Regions from separate parts of the Homo sapiens genome. Here region 2 is linked to region 1. Evidence: read pairs that join two places in POLR2A ChIA-PET (ENCODE). Cell type or tissue: OCI-LY7. All regions are shown on one strand. Region 1 overlaps GFOD1 (Gfo/Idh/MocA-like oxidoreductase domain containing 1). Region 2 overlaps TBC1D7-LOC100130357 (TBC1D7-LOC100130357 readthrough).

Evidence for each region. ChIA-PET counts read pairs that join two places held together with the same protein. Peaks named below come from ENCODE experiments on the same cell type or tissue, not always from the same donor. Only the 100,000 strongest peaks of a DNase experiment are listed, where the experiment ranks them.
Region 2: POLR2A ChIA-PET joins it to region 1 with 5 read pairs; 5 of 35 experiments call an interaction of 5 or more read pairs at or near these places.

The regions. Positions count from the first base shown.
Region 1 is chr6:13,426,055-13,430,054 of GRCh38, reverse strand. The region is part of intron 1 of GFOD1 (Gfo/Idh/MocA-like oxidoreductase domain containing 1); the gene reads left to right. Among named protein-coding and RNA genes, the nearest start is that of GFOD1-AS1, 58 kb to the left of the region's middle. RefSeq lists enhancers at 717-786, 1,797-2,226. In OCI-LY7, CTCF peaks have their summits at 813 and 1,667; DNase peaks (open chromatin) are centred at 804, 1,654, 2,034 and 3,974; H3K4me3 peaks cover 1,371 bases; H3K27ac peaks cover 1,548 bases.
Region 2 is chr6:13,315,008-13,319,007 of GRCh38, reverse strand. It overlaps TBC1D7-LOC100130357 (TBC1D7-LOC100130357 readthrough), which reads left to right. Exons shown (of 9, transcript NM_001318809.2): 5 at 2,300-2,437. TBC1D7 (TBC1 domain family member 7) reads left to right here. Exons shown (of 8, transcript NM_016495.6): 5 at 2,300-2,437. Among named protein-coding and RNA genes, the nearest start is that of TBC1D7, 12 kb to the left of the region's middle. In OCI-LY7, no CTCF peak of the experiment used is centred here; no DNase peak of the experiment used is centred here.

The sequences.
Region 1 (4,000 bases):
CACTGCATATTTTTTCATTAAGCTGGTCCCAAAGATCCATCCAAATTCAAGGGGAAGGACATATATTTCACTTCTTCATCAGGAAGTGGCAAGGTTCTGGAAGAACATGTGAGATGAGAAGTAGTGTGATCACTTTTGAAAAATACAACCTGCCATACCACTCTATACATGCATGTGTGTGTATATATATGTATAGTAGCATATTTGTATAATAATGTATATATTACATATCTATGTAATATTCATACATATGAATATATAAAACTTAAATGTTTTACAAAATAATACTTCCCTTATTACCTAGGGTACACTCTATGTTCTCTTCTATTCTTTTAAGAAAGATGCTCTTTGCCAACCCACTCAGTTGATTTCCTGCCACACTATTGTGTTGTGCCCTGTTCTATTTCTTCCAGATAGCCTTGGGCAAAGGGCTGTTTCTTAGAGCGCCAGTGTCTAGGCTGTGCTCAGGGCACTACCTGACTACGTTTCTGGCCAAGCTTTATGACGTCAGCAGTTCCTGTTGTACTCCTGGTTTTTGGCTAGCAGTAAACCCAAACTTTTCTGTCTGAGAGGACCGTGGAACTCACCCTCTCCCTGTGTCTGAAATTCCCTGAGGTCTTTGCATTCGATAGGCATTCAATTGCATTCAATAGTTTGTCGTTCTTAAAGCAGCAAGCTGGCAGAGCATCCTGGTTGATGGCATATAAACAAACCAATTCATAAGTACAGCCATTATTTCACGTTGGGGCCACACAACCCTTTGACAGCCAGTGTCTGCCGCATAGGAGACCAGCTCCTCCAGGCAGCCTGTGGCGCTGTTTCCCTTTACTGGCAGCTGTGCTATGGCCAGCCAGGGCTTCTCAGCCCAAAATGAGATAGCTCCAGTCTTTTCACTCTCATGAAAAGAACAGCTTCCCACCCATCTTGATTTCTGCTGGGGTCTTTCCTCTTTGTGCCATTTGAGAGCCACCTGGGAGCACATCTTAGTAAATATATGACCTGGGCTCATGTTTGTAGAGTCCTGTCTGAGCATCTAGCAAGCTGGCTCACGTGCTCAGGGACTTGGTACCAATTAAGACATTTATTCCCACTTTTCATATGGTCGAGAAGATGTATGTCCAACACAGTGCTTTTAACTAGGTCAGAGAAAAAGCAGGCGGGAAGCTATACATTTTACAATACTTAGTGGACCTTCTTGCTAGAATTAGTGAATGGTCAGAAAGTCCGCTTCTGATGGAGGGCCAAAGGGAGCTCTTTCAGCTCACAGCCGGGCTGTGGTGTTTGGGGAGGGAAGTTTGAGAGTGGCCGCAGAAGTACAGATGATCAAAAGCAGTACTCCTGCCGCCCGCCCTGGGAGGGGGCCTGGACTCCCTCAGGGAAGGCTTTTTTGGTGCTTTGGGTAGAGAAGCTGGAGATAGCAACTGTTGAATTTCCCCAGGCTTCGTGATTTAAAGCCCTGAGCCTTTTTCCATTGTTGTTCTTGCAGCGGCCTTTAATGTGCTGGGTGTGAAAGGGAGTGGAAATGAAAAGCCAGCGCATCGCATCGCACTGGGGGCCTGAGATCAGAAGGTGATGGAAAATGGAAATGTCAAGTTTGCGTTTCCACTGCTGGCCGCAAGGGCCTCAGGCGGCACCCCCTCCTCCCGCCTCGGCTTTCGCATCCTTCTCACTTCCTCCCCAGCCCCCCAGTTTTCACACGGCCCAGTGATAAGTGTCACTCTGGGCTGAGTGAGGCTCGTGGCTTGTCAAAAGAGGCACTAGGACGAGAACAGAGAAATTCAGCATGGGCTTGAGAGGCACGTAAAGGAACTGGCCTTCTAAAGACACCGCAGAGAGACCGCAAAGTGGGTTGGTTTTCCTTTTCTAACACTGAGAAGAAAAGGAGTTCAAAATTCACACATGGTTGATAGAAAAGACGATCTGTTTCCACATGGACTTTCCTATCTCTGTGGTGCCCAGGATGCTTAGACCTGTGAGTCTTTGAACCCAGCTTGTGTTGATGTAGCTCGGGGCACTGTCAGGCCTTTGTGCCCAGCCAGGCGTGGAGGTGTTTGAAAAGAGAGCCATCAACACCTTTCCATCGGGGACTTGCGATTTTTCTCTTTTGGTTGAGTCAACTTTGAAGTTTAGTAGTTCCTTCCCACGCTTGGTGGCCACAATGTCACGAGGCTCAGCCTGGTGTCGTGGGGCTGCTAAAGATTCCGTAGAGGCTGGAAAGGTGCCTGTCAGGGGCACCAGGAATTACGTACAAGTCTAAGGAAGCTCCAGGCTTAGGAAATAGTGGGATAAACCTTCCTTTATTATCGCATGGGATAATCACATTTGTGAAATGTAGATGTCTCAAATTTATACAAATTGAATTCTGAAAAACATCAGAAAAGTTTATTACAAAGCCTTTTTTTTTGAGACAGGCTCTTACTCTGTCACCCAGGCTGGAATGCAGTGGTACAATCACAGCTCACTGTAGCGTTGAACTCCTGGGCTCACGCGATCCTCCTGCCTCAGTCTGCTGAGTAGGCGGGACTAGAGGTGCACACCACCATGCCGGGCTAATTTTTGTAGCGATGAGATTTCACCATATTGCCCAGGGTGGTTTCAAACTCCTGGGCTCAAGGGATTCGCCTGCCTTAGCCTCTCAAAGTGCTGGGATTACAGGCATGAGGCACTGCGCCTGGCCAACAAAGTCCTTTTTTATCATCATGTTTTTAACTCTTCACAGTTTTCTATGTCTGTTACCTCACTTGAGCCCAGCTGGATTTTTGACCATTTGGATAACAGTTATTGGATTTTTCTGGAAGTCTCTACATGCATGTTCTCTGTTCAAAGGGCTTGAGGTGGACAAGTTATGCATGGCCTTCAGTTTTGGGAAGACTCTGTATGATCCTGATAAATGTAATTTCAAGATGATTATATCAAACTGAAAAAGGTGCATTGTGATCCTCTGTTACCTCAGTTTTGTCCTGTGAGGTCCAATCACACACAACTTCGGAGCCACTGCCCGCTTCCTTGTAGTTTACAAAAAATGCTTTGCCACGCTCATCACAATAACTGTGAGAGAGATATGATTATATTTCTGCTGTGCAGAGGAGAAAACTGAGGCCCAGAGAAGTTAAGTAACCTCCCCCAAGACACAGATATGAGAAAGAGATGAGACTCAAACCCCAGCCTTCTGGCACCAGGGGCATGTTCTTCCACCAACAGACACTGACAGCCGTTGCCAGAACAAGAGAAAGCTGGGCAGAAGTCGACACCTTTGGCAAAGGGCTGCCTGTCCTCTGGCCTTGCTGGTTGTTAGCCCCGCTTCTGCTCATAAGGTCCTGCATTATCCCTCGCTCAGGGGTTGCCTTGCGATGGGCCTGGTCACTCTGCTTCCGCATCCTCAGGGGGCTTGTTCCTTCTGCTTGTCCCAGGTGCTCCCTGGACCTCACCTACCTCGGGTGCCTTCAGAACACCAGCAGGGGATTCATTCACCTTCTTAGGGGGTAGAGGCCGCTTCCCGGGCGTTTAAGGGACAGGCAATGGAAGTGGGATCCTTGAGAGACCAAAGGACAGTGACGCAGAGGTCATAGTTACTTTCCTGGGAGCAGAGTAGGTTCGTGTCTGGTTCCTGGTCCAGCTCCACTTCACTGCTCCCATTTCCCTTGTGGCCCAGATGGCACAGTAAGAGCTGGAGTCTGATGAATCTGGGGTTGTGTGTGGGACACCAAGCCCCATTGACGCCTGTTTCTGTGGCTTCCTGGCTCTCATATCTTCTGTATTATAGGACCAGGCAGTCTGGGCCTGTGGCCTGCCTGGGGGCGTGTGTGGCCTTCTTGGCCCAGAACTCCCTCCTAGGAGGCACAGCCAAGCCAGGGGAGAAGGGAGAGAGCTGGAGACTGAATCATAGCCTGACTAACCTGCTTTCCACGTCTGCTGGCTGCCTAGAAAGCTCTGTGATATTTGCATCTCGCATCGTGTGCCCTGGAGACTTAGAGGTAGAGCTACTTCAGAAACCCAACTG
Region 2 (4,000 bases), 110 kb after region 1:
AACTTTGATCACTTGGGTAAGATGGTGTCTGTGGAGTTTCTCCACTGTAAGGTTACTATTTTCCTCTTTGTAATTAATAAATAACTGTGGAGAAGTACTTTGAGACTTGTAAGTAGCCATCCACTAATGATTCTTGCCTGAACCAATTTTTACTATGCTGATTGCCAAATGGTGATCTAACTCCTTCATTCTTTCTGCATGTATTAGTTGGCATTCTTCTCTAAGGAAGAGTTTTCCCTTCTCCTTCTTTATTTATATCAGTATGAAATTAAAGTGTTATTTGTTTGGCTAAAACAGTGAATTGTTCAAATGGATTTGCTGGAACACTCCTATTTTACAAAATTTATTTTTATTGCAGATCTAATTTTTTTTGACGTTAATGATGAGGTATCCATGGACAAACCTTAGAGCTAATAAAGATCATTTATATTTCTTACGTTTATCGAGAGAGAAGGTCCCTAAAAAATAATTGGAATAATTTAAGCAATCATCTTTAAATTTCACTTATTGGCAAAGTGAAGTTGATAGTACTACACAAGTTCTTAAATTATATATCAAATTAAATTAGATTAGGAATTGAGATGACAGGGTATAGGTTCCGCCTCACCGCTACTCAGCTTGTCTGTGTTCCAAGCTGAGACACCTTTACTGCAGCCTCAGGCAGACGTGCTTCTGAGTGTGTGTTTTGGACTCTGCCATCCCACGTCTCCCAGTCATGATCCTCATTGTATTAGTCTGTTTTTGATTGCTTATAACAGAATACCTGAAATCGGATAATTTATTTTAAAAAGGAATTTATTTCTTACAATTCTAGAAGCTGGGAAGTCCAGGATTCAGGGGCTACATCTGGTGAAGGCCTTCTTGCTGATGACTCTCTGCAGGGTCCTGAGGTGGCACAGGCTATCACATGGTGAGGGGGCTGAACGTGCCAACGTGCTCACCCAGGACTCTCTTCCTCTTCTTAGGAAGCCACCAGTCCCGTTCCTGTGATAACCCATTAATCTATGAATTGACCCACTGATGAGGGCAGAGCCCTCATGATCCAGTCACCTCTTAAAGGCCCCACTTCTCAATACTGCCACAATGGGGATTAAATTTCAACATAAGTTTCGGAGGGGACAGATATTTGAACCGTAGCACCTACTTAGCGCCCACTCTGCCTCATTTTTTAATCCATTAATAAGAGGGTGCAGCAGTGCTCATCACAGGGCCAGGAAGGACGACATGGGTCCTCTTCCCTTGACCTGTCAGTGGTCAGGAGCAGTCAGTGATATGCCACCTTTCGGGGTGCCAAGCACAGTGCACAGAACTGCACGGGAGTCCAAGAAAGGAGATTTTCCTTTCCCTTTTCTTCCTACTTATTTTCCATTCTCCTTTGACACATTAATAAAATGTTTTGAGAAAACTTATTCCCTATGATTTAAATTATGTTTTTCTTGACATTTTATAGAATATTAACAAGTTGAAAGAAGGGCTTAGAATGAAATAATACATTAAAATAACAATTTTGATTTAAGTCGGTACTTTTTAAGGGAAAGTGTGATACTTCTTAGTTTCTTTTTAACATTAAAATCCTTCAGCTATTAAATCCTAGATGAAAATGTAAAGCTTTTTGTATATGATATGGTGTTTGAAAGCAGAAGAGGTTTTCAAATAAGGTCCCGGTTTTTCTAAGATTTCTCTGTTGAAATTTACCTGAGAGTTTACTTTCGCATTCTGAGTATTGACACAAGGTTTGAGAAATGCCATTCTTTTGATTCCTAAAATTCTGATTCTAGGAACATTTTAACTTTTGTACTGCTTAAGATAGAACAAAATTCTGAAGGTATGCGTGAATGCTTTGAAATAAAGCAAATGCTTTATTAGTCTTTTTGGAGCTCTTCAATATTTGCAAATTACTGTGCTGAAAAATGTCTCCAGTTACTGATGGTGCTGTTTATTACACCCTTTTCAAAGATATCCTCACCTAGTACTGAGAATATTTTTGGGTGGAGAGAGTCAGTGACTTGCTTATGATTTATGTTGACTCTGTGAGGGGCTTAATGTTAGAAGCTGGGGAGTGTCTGTACACTCAGCCTGAAACCTGGTCATTCATAAGCAGCACTGACCCTGTAGTTACTCATCTTTTTCTCCCCCTTGCTCCCCTCTTCAGGGAGGGACTCTGTGCTTTTTGATCCTACTTTGATTTATTAATGTAGCCTTTTCAAAATTTAGGGAGCAAGGTTTCATTTTTTATTAAAGAAATATGTATTCCTCTCTTTCACTGCCTTCCTCTTGAGATTTATTATTAATCTTTCAGGAGCCAGATGATGAAGTGTTTCTTGCCATAGCTAAAGCCATGGAGGAAATGGTGGAAGATAGTGTCGACTGTTACTGGATCACCCGACGCTTTGTGAACCAATTAAATACCAAGTACCGGGATTCCTTGCCCCAGTTGGTGAGGGCTTTTTTTTTTTTTTGGCTATTGGAGAGTGAACAATGGTAGTGGGGGTCTTCAGGGAGTGCTCTTACCTCCTGGGGCTGCTGCAATTCTGAATAACCCTTTATAGTAGAACTCAGCAAGCGTTTTCTGTAAAAGTCCATATAATCTAAATATTTCCAGCTTGGTGGGCCAGATGGTCTCTATTGTAACCACTCAACTCTGCTGTTGTTGCACAAAAGCAACCTTAGGCAACGCATAAAATAATGTTCCTGGCTGGATTTGCTCTGCTGCAGGCCAGAGGTGGCCAGTCCTGCTCTATAGTATTCCTTATTCTGGTCTAGAATCCGCTGGTCTAGAGTAATCCCTCTGTGTAAGTTAAGGTTTTCATTTGGCTGCATATAATGGGAAGCCCAAATACCAGAAGCTAAGAATCCAGGCAGTGCAGAGCTGGCGCTGCAGAACCACAGTATGGAGAGGGTTGCAGACTGCTGCCATTCTGCTCCAGTATTCATAGGAATGATCTTTCCTCTCGTGCTCACAAGGTTGCTCTTGGACCAGCGGCCATGACGTCTGTGTTCTAGGCAGAAGGAAAGGGAAGGCAAAGGTAAACACAAAGGAATAAGAGGGACAAGCCAGCCACAACTGTGGCCCATTAGGCTTTCCCTCTGCATGTACAGCTGACCTTTGAGTAGTGTAGGTTTAGGAGAACTGACCCAACCCCAGCATAGTTGATACTCTGCATATAACTTTTGACTCCCCCAAAACCTAACTACTAATAACCTACTGTTGACTGGAAGCCTTACTGATAACATAGATGGTTGTTTAACACATATTTTGTACACATATTTTGTTTCCATTTTTGTTTTTTTGAGATGGAGTCTCATGCTGTCGCCCAGCCTGGAGTGCAATGGCATGGTCTCGGCTCACTGCAACCTCTGCCTCCTGGGTTCAAATGATTCTCCTGCTTTAGCCTCCCAAGTAAGTGGGATTACAGGTGCCTGCCACCACACCTGGCTAATTTTTGTATCTTTTTTAGTAGAGACGGGGTTGCATCGTGTTGGTCAGGCCGGTCTTGAACTCCTGACCTCAGGTTATCCGCCCACCTTGGCCTCCCAAAGTGCTGGGATTTACAGGCATGAGCCACCACACCCAGCCACATATTTTGTTATATGTGTATTCAGTATATTCCTGTAATGAGGTAAGCTAGAGAAAAGAAAATGTTAAGAAAATCATAAGGAAAATTAAATATGTTTTCTATTTATGAAGTGGAAGTGGATCATCACAAGGTCTTTATTCTCATTGTCTTCACGTTGAGTAGGCTGAGCAGGAGGAGGGAGGGAAGGATGGTCTTGCTGTCTCAGGGGTTGGCAGAGGTGGAAGAAAATCCATGTTTAAGGGGACCTTTGCAATTCAAACCCATGTTGTTCAGGGGTCAACTATATGTTAGTGACCAGGACTGTGTCACTTGGCTGCCCTGTCTGCAGTAGAGGCTGGGAAAGGTTCTTTTTTTAAAAAAAGCTGTGTGATCTCCTACTAAAACAGGGGCTCTGTGAGTGACATAGGAGGGGCACATGGGAG